2 separate regions of the Homo sapiens genome follow, and region 1 is linked to region 2. Evidence: chromatin loops called from intact Hi-C (ENCODE). Cell type or tissue: PC-9. All regions are shown on one strand. Links, peaks and the distances in the headings refer to the core of each region. The heading gives the core; the rest is flanking DNA.

Region 1 (5,378 bases), core at 162-5,161, 170 kb before region 2:
GCTCTTTCCTGGCTGAACCAAACTTACAGTTAAATTCCCTACTAATCTTAATATCAACAGAGATTGAAGTGGGGATGGCTGAGCGTACAAAATATAATAATCTTTTCACATTAAAAAACATTTGAAAAATTTCACATTAAAAATATCATAGAACTTTAGAAATACCAAAATGAACGTGACCAGTAGACAGCCTTTGCATCCTCGTATTTACTGAAGGGCACTTCCAAATTCATCGTCATCTCTGTCAAAGCCAAACTCAGGGCACTTTGTAAACAGATGAAACTTGTCTGTTGTCTTTCTTGTTTCTCACTTAAGCTCTCAAATCAGACTACAAATCTGTTTTTTTCTTTAAGAGTTTTTTTTTTTTTTTTTTGAGACAGACTCTTGCTCTGTCGCCAGGCTGGAGTGCAGTGGCACGATCTCGGCTCACTGTAAGCTCCCCCTCCAGGGTTTATGCGATTCTCCTGCCTCAGCCTCCCGAGTAGCTGGGACTACAGGCGCCCGCCACCACGCCCGGCTAATTTTTGTGTTTTTAGTAGAGACGGGGTTTCACCATGTTGGCCAGTCTGGTCTCGAACCCCTGACCTCAAGAGATCCGGCCGCCTCGGCCTCCCAAAGTGCTGGGATTATAGGCAGCACTGTAATTACAGGCGTGAGCTACTGCGCCCGCCTTTTTGTTTTGTTTTGTTTTGCTTTGAGACAGAGTCTTGCTCTCTGTCATCCAGGCTAGAGTGCAGCGGTGCAATCATAGCTCACCGCAACCTCAAACTTCTGGGCTCAAGGGATCCTTCCGCCTCAGCTTCCCAAGCAGGTGGGAACACAGGTGCACATCACCACCACGCTCAGCTCATTTTTAAATTTTTATTGGGGCAGGGGCGGGGGGAAGGTTCTGGCTTTGTTGCCCAGGCTGGTCTCCAGCTCCTGGACTCAAACAATTCTCCCGCCTCAGCCTCCCAAAGTGTTGGGATTGCAGTCTGAGCCACCACGACTGGCCCAAATCTGACTTTTAATCATACACCTTCCCTGAACTAGAAAAGGTAATACGGTATTTTTATTTAGGTTGTCTCTTGTCGGGCTGCACAAAAAAAAAAAGGTGGGGGGGAGTAAAGCAATATATTTAAAGTATAAATAAATGACAGGTGCTAACAGTATTCATTAAAGGGTTTCATCAACTACTTAGTTCAATACAGGCAGTGTTCAAGAGAGATTATTCATAATTAACTACGTGAGAATTTCCAGTTTCAAAGTTCACTGTAAAAACTTTTAAAACTACAACTACTATTCTAAGATGCTTCCAGCTTCTCCACTGAGAAACTAGGAATTACTTGATTTTAACTTCCTTAATACAGCTAAAAGTAAACAGTTTAATCAAAAAGCAAAACAAAGTATTACTTCAAATTAGCAAAACTGGTTTTCTTGTTCAATACATCTCTCAACCTTTCATAACAAATACTTATAATACAGTATGAATGTCAGCAAAAAGTGCATTACTCAAATATGCTTCCTAGTCCATTAATTATACTCAACTTTCCATAACTCGGCTGGGCTAAGAACCCCATAAAACTATACCAAAGTTTTCAGTATTTTTGCACAAGCTACCCAAAAAGCGTAAAATCACCTCCTTCCCGACACACATACTCAAAAACAATAGCATCCGTAATTACTTTATACACAAAAAATACAGGGCCAGGCACGAACACCGTGCCAAAAATAAACCACCACCAAAAAACACTTGGCCTGCAACTGGAGATTCTATTAATGGGCAACTGGTCAAAATTAAGCTTTCACATAAGAGAAAGCTTAACTTTTCTGCTTAAAATCATATTCTGAGACAGCTTTCAAAAGGAAAACAGAGTTCCACAAAAATGAATAGAAAAAAAGAGACCTCCTCCAAAGTCTCATTTGGGGGCGAATGCCCTCTCGGTGGAACTGGAGGCCCTGACCTCAGCCTCCACCCCATCTAGGCTGAGGAACTGAGAACTCCCAAGGAAGAGGGGCCCGGGCAGCCACGTCGTCCTACTCACCCCAGGGGGCGGCGGGAAGGAGGCAGGGTGAGCACGACATTCGCGCTCCGGCCTGGCGGCCGGGACCCCGGGGACTCAGGGGTAGGGGCCGGCCCCTCTCCCAGACCCTCGGGGTCTACTCACTCCGCAAGTGGCCAGCAAGAAAGCCATTCGCCAAGGCCCCCGCCCTCTGTGCCTCCAGGGGAGGTAGCCGGGGGCTGCTCCCGAGCACCCCTTTTTCTTCTCCCCTCGACCCGATCCCCGGACTGCGGTGCAGGCGGTCCTGACTGAGGTTCAGCCCGTCCCCCGGGACACCCCCTTCACCCCCTTCACCCCCCACCCCTTTCCCGTCCCCTCCCCGGCGGAGGGGTCGCCCCGATTGGCTGGCCCTGGCGGCTCCTGGCAAAGAGACCCCTGGCGATTGGCCATGGGTCACCTGCTGTAGGAGGTGAGAGGCAGACGATTGGCGGTTGGGCCAGTTTTGGGTGGAGAGGCCGAGGGAGCTGGCAGCTCGCGGGAGGGGTGCGCAGCGGCGGGAGGGCGTCCGGAGCGCCCCGCCCAGACCCGCGACCCAGCCGCCTCCGTGGGGGGCGGGGGTTCACCTTGGGGGAGTGCGCCTGGGGACACGCGGCTTCTGCGGCGCCGGCGCTGCTGGGGGAAAGGGAGGTTGCGCTCTGGGACGCTCAGCCTGGTTTCGGGGCTTCAGCCCCGCGGATTCCCACTGGGTAGCGGCTGGAGAAGGGCCCGCGGGCGCCAGCGTGCCTCACCTACACCCACCGGCTTCTAACGTGCCATCCAGTTTATGGCAGCTGTGGAGCCTGGTCCCCGGAGTTTCACCTTGATAACGGATTTTGCTTACTTCCGGAAAGTTGTGTCGCGTGGGGGTTGATGGAGTGAGGGGAGGAGGAGATACTATATCGGTAAACAAAAGCGTGAGCGCCTATATTTTTATTAATCCGGTGAGACATCGTGGGCTTGCTGTTGTGCCACAGCTCCATAAGGAATGTAGGTGGCTTGTAAAGATGCTTCAGGAATCCAAATGGCGCAAACTGCAGATTATATCAAAAGTCTGGACTTAAGAGGACCTCGACAGAGAATCACCCAAAATGCAGGGAATCACAAACATAAGTGATTAACTTATTGATCTGGAGGACTAGCTCCTTTTCCGCTCTTGCTGGTTTTTCTTATGGTTAGGTATCTTCCTATCCCGCCCCCTTTCAGGACTCTACTAAACGTCCAATTATCTTTTGTACTTTTATGTCTCTACTGGTACCCACTGCAAGACCTAGCACAGGGCACACTGCACAAACAGCGCGATGCTGGCCAGGCGCGGTGGCTCACTCCTGAAATCCCAGCACTTTGGGAGGCGGAGGCTGGGAGAGGCGGGGGAAGGAGGGAGGATTCGAGGCCAGGAGTTGAAGACCCCAAAAACAACAAAAAAAGGTGCAATGCTTGCTGAATAAATATGCTAACCTGCTGGACTCAGTGTTAAAGATACCTTCAGTTTGTTGTATGTAAATCACTTCAAAATGCCCAACACCAGATGCACTCTCCCCTTCCCCCTACCCACTCTAAAAGCTGGGTACTCTGCCAGGGCTCCCTGTCTCAGTAAATGAAACTGCTATCATCCACCCTAATACGCAAACCATAAACCTAGTAGTCCTCCTAGACACCTTCCCCATTTCACATTCAGTGCATCACCAAGTTCTGTCATTTTTACCTCCTAAATACACTCTCCATTCTGTCCATCTCTCTCCATTGCCACCACCCTATAACAGGTCCTGGCCTGTTGGAATAATCTTACTAAAGTCTTCTTGAATCTACTCTGGCTACTCCAATTCATTCTCAACACTAGAGCCAGAGCAGTATTTCTATAACCAATTTTATTACCCCTTCATTGCCTCCCCCAATTAAAGAACTTTAACTGCTTTCCACTGAGTTGTGCTTAGGATACAATTCAATATTTAACAATGGCTGACAAGGTTTAGCCTTACCTACCGCTTAGCTCCATCTTTTACCTTGTAGTACCTATTTTCTGCTTTGCACACAATGGCCTTTTTCAAACTCCTTTAATTTGCCAAGGACTTTCCAATTTTAGGGCCTTGGCGCATGCTGTTATTTCTTTTATACTGTCCCCTTGACATCAATCCCCACACTTCACTTATTTACTTCTACTCATCATCATTTCCTCCCTGCCAATGTCAGTTCTTGCTATCTTACATCGTCATAGCCCATGTAACTCTCCTTTGTAGAACTTACTACAGCTGTAATTTTACATTTATCTTAGTTATTTATTTAAATTTTTTTAGAGACAAAGTCTCACAGGTCTCATGTTGCCCATGCTGAACTCAAACTCCTGGGCTCAAGTGATCTTCCTGCCTCAGAAATAGCTGGGACTACAGGCGCACACACCACCTTACCTGAGTTATTCTTTTTAATTAACTTTATAGAGTCATAATTTACATGTGATAAAATGTATCCACTTTAAATGTACAATATATTTTCATAAACATATGCACACATGTAACCACCACGATTAAGAAATAAAGTATTTTCCATCACCTGGGAACTTCCCTCATGCTTCTCTACAGTCAATCCCATGAACCACTGCTCTGCTTTCTATTTGTGTTATTCTTTGATTAATGTTGATCTATACCACTAGACTGTAAGCTTAACGAAGTGAGGATCCTATCTAATTCTGTTCAGCATTATATCATTATTTAGTAGAATTCCTGGCACATACGAAGTCCTCAAACAGATTTCTTATGGTAATAGATTCTGAAAATAAACATTAATTCTCTGATAAATAACAATAAACTATAAACAATGGTGGAGGGGAAAAAAAACATCAATTTTGCCAGATGTCCATGGTCAGTATTTAACCTTCACTAATACTCTTTTAAATTTTCCTTTAATAGCAGTTAATGTTGTGCCTGGGCAGCCCTAGGGACTTAATTCCATATTAGCTGATCAAACGGTTCTCTAAGCCAGTAAAAAAAAAAAAAAAAAAAAAAGCCTACATCTCTAATTCTGCCCATGCACTGTACTGTTTGACCCTACAAGGGACAAAATACTTATTTACTCTATGTTACAATTACATATTAAGAGATGCCAGCTCCAATCCAAAGTCTACATTTTCACAATTTAATACTACAGATAGCTATTTGTTGCAGACATGCAATTCTCATTTTCCTAATCTTAGTGTAAAGTTAGTGTTCATAAAAGAGGTAGCATTTAAAATAAAAAGTAATTACACAACACAAAGCAAATTTACCCATCTTGTACCAAGAAGCTATAACCAAATTTGGCAACTCATGCTGTTAAAAAAACAGAAACAAAACTAAAAGCTGTTAAAGCCTATTATGAGTTGAAAAA
Region 2 (5,378 bases), core at 294-5,293:
GACTACAGGCATGCACCACTACGCCTGCCTAATTTTTCTATTTTTAGTAGAGACAGGGTTTCACCATGTTGGCTAGGCTGGTCTCCAACTCCTGACCTCAAGTGATCCACCGCCTCGGCCTGGGATTACAATCGTGAGCCACCGTGCCCGGCTGAGTGCAGGTCTTTCTGATGTCAGATTCAAAGTTCCAATACTTTACGCTGCTTCTGCTGGTCCTACGTGATCCTTGGAGGTGCTTCTAGGGATAAAGGGAAATCAGAGATGTGGTAAAACTCTGAAACATTAAAATTCCCGGACAGATGTTAGGGGTGATTGCCCCAGCCATGATGATAAGTCCTGACCCAGCTTCCCTCTCTCTGCCAGTCTTCTTTCCTTTAATTGGAAGGTAAAAAGGAGGGGACCAATACGCCAGCCTTTAAAAAGTTGTTGTCCTCTCCATCTCTTTCTTCTCTGAGACTTATTAAGAAAGATGGGGAGGACTCCTCCCCAAATCAGGAGAAAAGAGAGTGGCTCAAGGCCCCAGAGTAAAGGCCTTGGCCATGATTCCTCCCAGGAGTCTGTTAGAAACTATAATCTACAAAGTCCTGGATGAAGAATTCCCCTGGAGAGGAAGGGAACTCACTTTTGTTAAACACTGGCCTGGGGTGAGTGCTTTACCTACATTACCTCCCCAAATTCTCACAACTCTATAAGGTAAGTACTATTATCCCTTATTATTTCCTCATTTTATGTTTGAGAGAATTGAGACTCAGAAACACCAAGCGACATGTCCAAGAGCACACAGCTAACGCATGGTAGAGACACGATTCAAACATAGGTCTGTCAGCCTCTAAAGCCTTTGCTGTATTGATTACACCCACTGTACAACAGAGCCTCTGGAAGCCACAGCCACCTGTCCTTGGGTATATCCTGCAAAGTCCCATGGCCACGTGTCTCAGTGTCTCTGATCAGTGATTTCTACAGTTCAGAGCCACCGAAGGTTTCTGGGACAGACGCCCTCTATTTGAAGCTTTCTTAGTTTGTTTATTTATTTTCTACTTTATTTATTTATACTTTCTTGCTTCTCTGGCTTAAGAAGACCAACATAGGAGTACAAGGAGGTCATGTATGTAAATAACCAGGAGCATGTGTTGGGGAGTGGGGAAGGGTTCAGAAGAAAAGGAAGGAAGGGAGGAAGGGACACATTGTATCTTTCTTTTCTTTTCTTCCTATCTAATTTGAAGAATGTGGATACACTTTGCATTGTTATTTTTTTTTTACAGTTGTCTCTTTTTAATACATAAGGAGAACTTTCTACATCTTGTAAACATATGTGACCATATTAATATGCCTAATCTGATTATTTCATTAAAATGCTTATCCCCCCACTGAAAACATTAAGGTACACATTTTAAACTGTATCTTTGTTCATATACAAAATTAAAAGTATTTGACACTAATTGCTCTGGGTTCTATCAACCTCTGTAAGCAGGCAAACCTTAGTATTTGAAGAATTTAAACCATGCCAGAGGAGTGCTTCTCAAACTTTAACATGCATATGAATAAAATGGGGGGTCTTATTAAAATACAGATACTGATCCAGTAGGTCTGCAGTGAAGCCCAAGAGACTACATTTCTAAAACTCCAGCATTGTCTCTTAATTTTGTGAGGAGTGTGTGTGTGTGTGTGTGTGTGTGTGTATGTATGTGTGTGTCTGTATTTTAAAGAGACAGAGAGAGAGAGAATTCTGCACAATGCTGACATTACCCTTGCGAGCATGTTTTCTTCTAACTTCTAATCGGGTCTGACACTCACAGGTCCTACTCCACCATCCCCCGCAACCCCCACCCCCACACTCAGCCAGCCCAGAACATCCAGGTTACCATGGGGTCCCTGCCCTTTATTGGAAATCCAAGTGACTCTCAGTATGGAGATGGGTGGGAATTCCCTCACCTTCCCCTGCCCCAATTTCCAGCCTTCAGATGCTCTGGCAGCCCAGATCCCCTCCCCATCCCTCCTTGGTCCCAGCCTAGTAAGATGGTCAACTTTCCTGCCTAATCCCTGACCCCTCCTGTTCCCTGTTCTGACACCTCCAAACACAACCCCTTTACCTTTTTTTCTTTGGTGGAAGTGACTGCATTGTTTTTAGTTGTTGTTGTTTGTTTTGTTTTTTAAATCAGCACAGAGGCTGGGAGGAGATGGTAGAGAACAAAGAAAATTTTCCTCTTACCATTGGGACTCCTTATGATCTTTGAAGGAATGAGTATAGTCTAGCCACAATGAGTATAACCTAGTCATAATGTCATCACCCAATGGGTTCATCTGACCCACTGCCCAGAAAAGCCGGGGCACTGAGAACAGCAAGTTTTCACAACAGAGAGTTTAATAAATGCAGAGCTCACTAAGCGGAAGGATAGGAATTTATTATTACTCATATTAGCCTCTCCGAAAATTTGGAGGCTAGGATTTTTTTAAGGATAGCTTGGCAGGCGGGGTGCTAGGGAATGGGGAATGCCAATTGGTTGGGTGGAGGGTGAAATCAGAGAGTCAAAGCTGTCCTCTTGAGCTGAGTCAGTTCCTGGGTGGGGGTCACAAGACCAGATGAGCCAGTTTATCAATTTGGGTAGTGCCAGCTGCACTCTGCATCAGAATGCAGAGTCGGAAAAATACCTCAAATACCAATCTTAGGTTTTACAATAGTGATGTTATCTATAGGAGAATTGGGGAGGTGGCCTCTGGCTGCATGACTCCTGAGTCATAATTTCTATTTTGTTAGTTTACAAAGGCAGTCTGGTCCCCAAGCAAGGAAGGAGGGGGTTTGTTTTGGGAAGGGGCTGTTATTATCTTTTTTTTTTCTTTTTGAGACGGAGTCTGGCTCTGTCACCCAGGCTGGAGTGCAGTGGCACAATCTTGGCTCACTGCAAGCTCCGCCTCCCGGGTTCACACCATTCTCCTGCCTCAGCCTCCCAAGTAGTTGGGACTACAGGCGCCCGCCACTACGCCTGGCTAATTTTTTGTATTTTTAGTAGAGAGGGGGTTTCACCGTGTTAGCCAGGATGGTCTTGATCTCCTGACCTCGTGATCTGCCCGCCTTGGCCTCCCAAAGTGCTAGGATTACAGGCATGATTTTTTTTTAAATTAGATTATAAACTAAATTTCTCCTATAGTTAGTTTGGCCTATGGCCAGGAATGAACAAGGGCAGCTTGGAGGTTAGAAGCAAGATAGAGTTGGTTAGGTCAGATTTCTTTCACTGTCACAATTTTCCTATGTCAGATTTTTCTCACTGTCATAATTTTTGCAAAGGTGGTTTCAATAATACAAAGCACATTGATATCCCTTACATCATATGGTCTGTGCCATATCCCTGTGAGGCCAAGAGGGTAGGACTTACCGTTGCCATTTTACTGATGAGAACACTGAGGACTCAGCGAGGAGACTTGATTTGTCAGGGCCCATCTCTAACAAGTGCCCAAACCTATACTCTTTACATGTTATTACTCAAGTGGGATAGCACAGGTAACTTTCAATGAATTCCTTAGGGCCTTAGGCTTTAGTCGAACACAGTTCACAGTTCTTTTACAGAGAAGATACAAGTAGACCATGATTACCAGTTAGGATGCAGAACTGGCACTCTCATAGCCCATGAGTTTAATGTAAGGGCAATGGGGGCAAAGGGGCACTAAAAAGACCAGAGAGATTAGGAGTAGTTCTCATGAAAGTAGGGAAAATGGAAAAGCCAACAAATAGGCAGTTCTCCTAACAAGACTGCTGACAACTCAAAAAAATCCCAAAGGTAAGAAAATATCTTAAAGATGCAGAAGGAATTTTAAAAACCAATTGTTAAAAATTGGCTCCTAGCAAAATAGTTATCTCTATTCAAAGTGGCTATTTTATCACTTGTCTTTCTCTTGGAGGCAAGGTTGGTTGGGTAATGTAAGCCAAATAAAAGCCTTTCTTATTAAAAACAAGAAAACTTTTTTGGCCATGAAACAGTAAGGCAGGGTTTTTTGTTTTTGTTTTCAATTTTTAGTTTTTGTGGGTACACAGTAGGTATATATACTTATGGGGTACATGAGATATTTTGATACAGGCATGCAACTTGTAATAATCACATCAGGGTAAATGGGGTATCCATCACCTCAAGCATTTACCCTGTCTTTGTGTTACAAACAGTCCCATTACATCTTTTAGTTGTTTTTAAATGTATAATAAATTACTGTTGTCTATAGCCATCTTTTGTGCTATCAAATACTAGATCTTATTCATTCTACTTAGTTTGAGATATATATATACATATATATGTATATATATACACATATATATGTGTATATATATACTTTTTTTTTGTTTCTTTGAGACAGAGTCTCACTCTGTCATCCAGGCTGGAGTGCAGTGGTAAGATCTCTGCTCACTGCAACCTCCGCCTCCCAGGTTCAAGCATTTCTCCTGCCTCAGCCTCCCAAGTAGCTGGGATTACAGGCATCCGCCACCATGCCCAGCTAATTTTTTGTATTTTTAGCAGAGACAGGGTTTCACCATGTTGGCCAGGCTGGTCTCAAAGTCCTGACCTCGGCCTCCCAAAGTTCTGAAATTACCTAATTATGTTTTTGTACCCATTAACCATCTCCACTACTCATAGCACCCTACCCCCAGCTCCACTCTCACCCTTCCCAGTCTCTGGTAATTATCATTCTGCTCTCTAACTCCATGAGTTCAAGGCAGGGGTTTTTTCAAAGCCTAGGGAGGGACATGGGATTACTCATGCTACAGACTTTCCAGTTGGTTATACAAATACTCCCATGAAATTGACTTCATGATTTATTTAACTTACTGCAAAAGTAAAAAATTATAAAATGACCATCATTTTGCCCTTTTTGAAACATACTCAGGTACTGAAAAGTTATGATAATAGCCACTAGTGTCTATTGGGTGACAATTAACTGCTAGACAGTGTGCTTTACCTATATTATCGCTAAGTCTCATGAAATTACTGTCAGGGAGTTATTATTTTCCCTACTTTACTTATAGGGACTAGGCTTACAGGGATTGAGCAAACTTGCCCGAGATCACACAGCTAGTATGTGGTTGAGCTGGTCTGACTCCATGACTTGTGTTCTTTGTATTCTGTTCCTTTCTCATTCAATAAACAAACATGGAAAATATTACATATGATGGATTTCATTAATCTTTTCCTTCCATTGTAAATATTAAAAATGTTATTTTAAAAAAATAGAGAACTATAGTACATGATCTGCATCGTATAGAATCTGGCTGGGCGCAGTGGCTTACACCTGTAATCCCAGCACTTTGGGAGGCCAAGGCGGGTGGATCATTTGAGGTCAGGAGTTCAAAACCAGCCTGACCAACATGGTGAAACCCTGTCTCTACTAAAATACAA

The links. A loop is a pair of places that touch in the nucleus more often than their neighbours do. Peaks named below come from ENCODE experiments on the same cell type or tissue, not always from the same donor. Only the 100,000 strongest peaks of a DNase experiment are listed, where the experiment ranks them.
Region 1: a loop joins it to region 2, with 6 times the contacts of the local background. A loop is called at or near these places in 5 of 110 quality-filtered maps.

What each region holds. Positions count from the first base shown.
Region 1 is chr1:51,726,771-51,732,148 of GRCh38, reverse strand. All of the region lies in intron 4 of OSBPL9 (oxysterol binding protein like 9), which reads right to left. Among named protein-coding and RNA genes, the nearest start is that of MIR761, 110 kb to the left of the region's middle. RefSeq lists silencers at 779-828, 2,034-2,083, 2,294-2,713 and an enhancer at 2,049-2,569. In PC-9, for the core only: no CTCF peak of the experiment used is centred there; DNase peaks (open chromatin) are centred at 2,458 and 2,968; H3K4me3 peaks cover 2,845 bases; H3K27ac peaks cover 1,846 bases.
Region 2 is chr1:51,555,742-51,561,119 of GRCh38, reverse strand. EPS15-AS1 (EPS15 antisense RNA 1) reads right to left here. Exons shown (of 5, transcript NR_183651.1): 2 at 97-238. It also overlaps a transcript of OSBPL9 not described here. Among named protein-coding and RNA genes, the nearest start is that of EPS15, 39 kb to the right of the region's middle. In PC-9, for the core only: no CTCF peak of the experiment used is centred there; a DNase peak (open chromatin) is centred at 2,539; H3K4me3 peaks cover 1,343 bases; H3K27ac peaks cover 4,571 bases.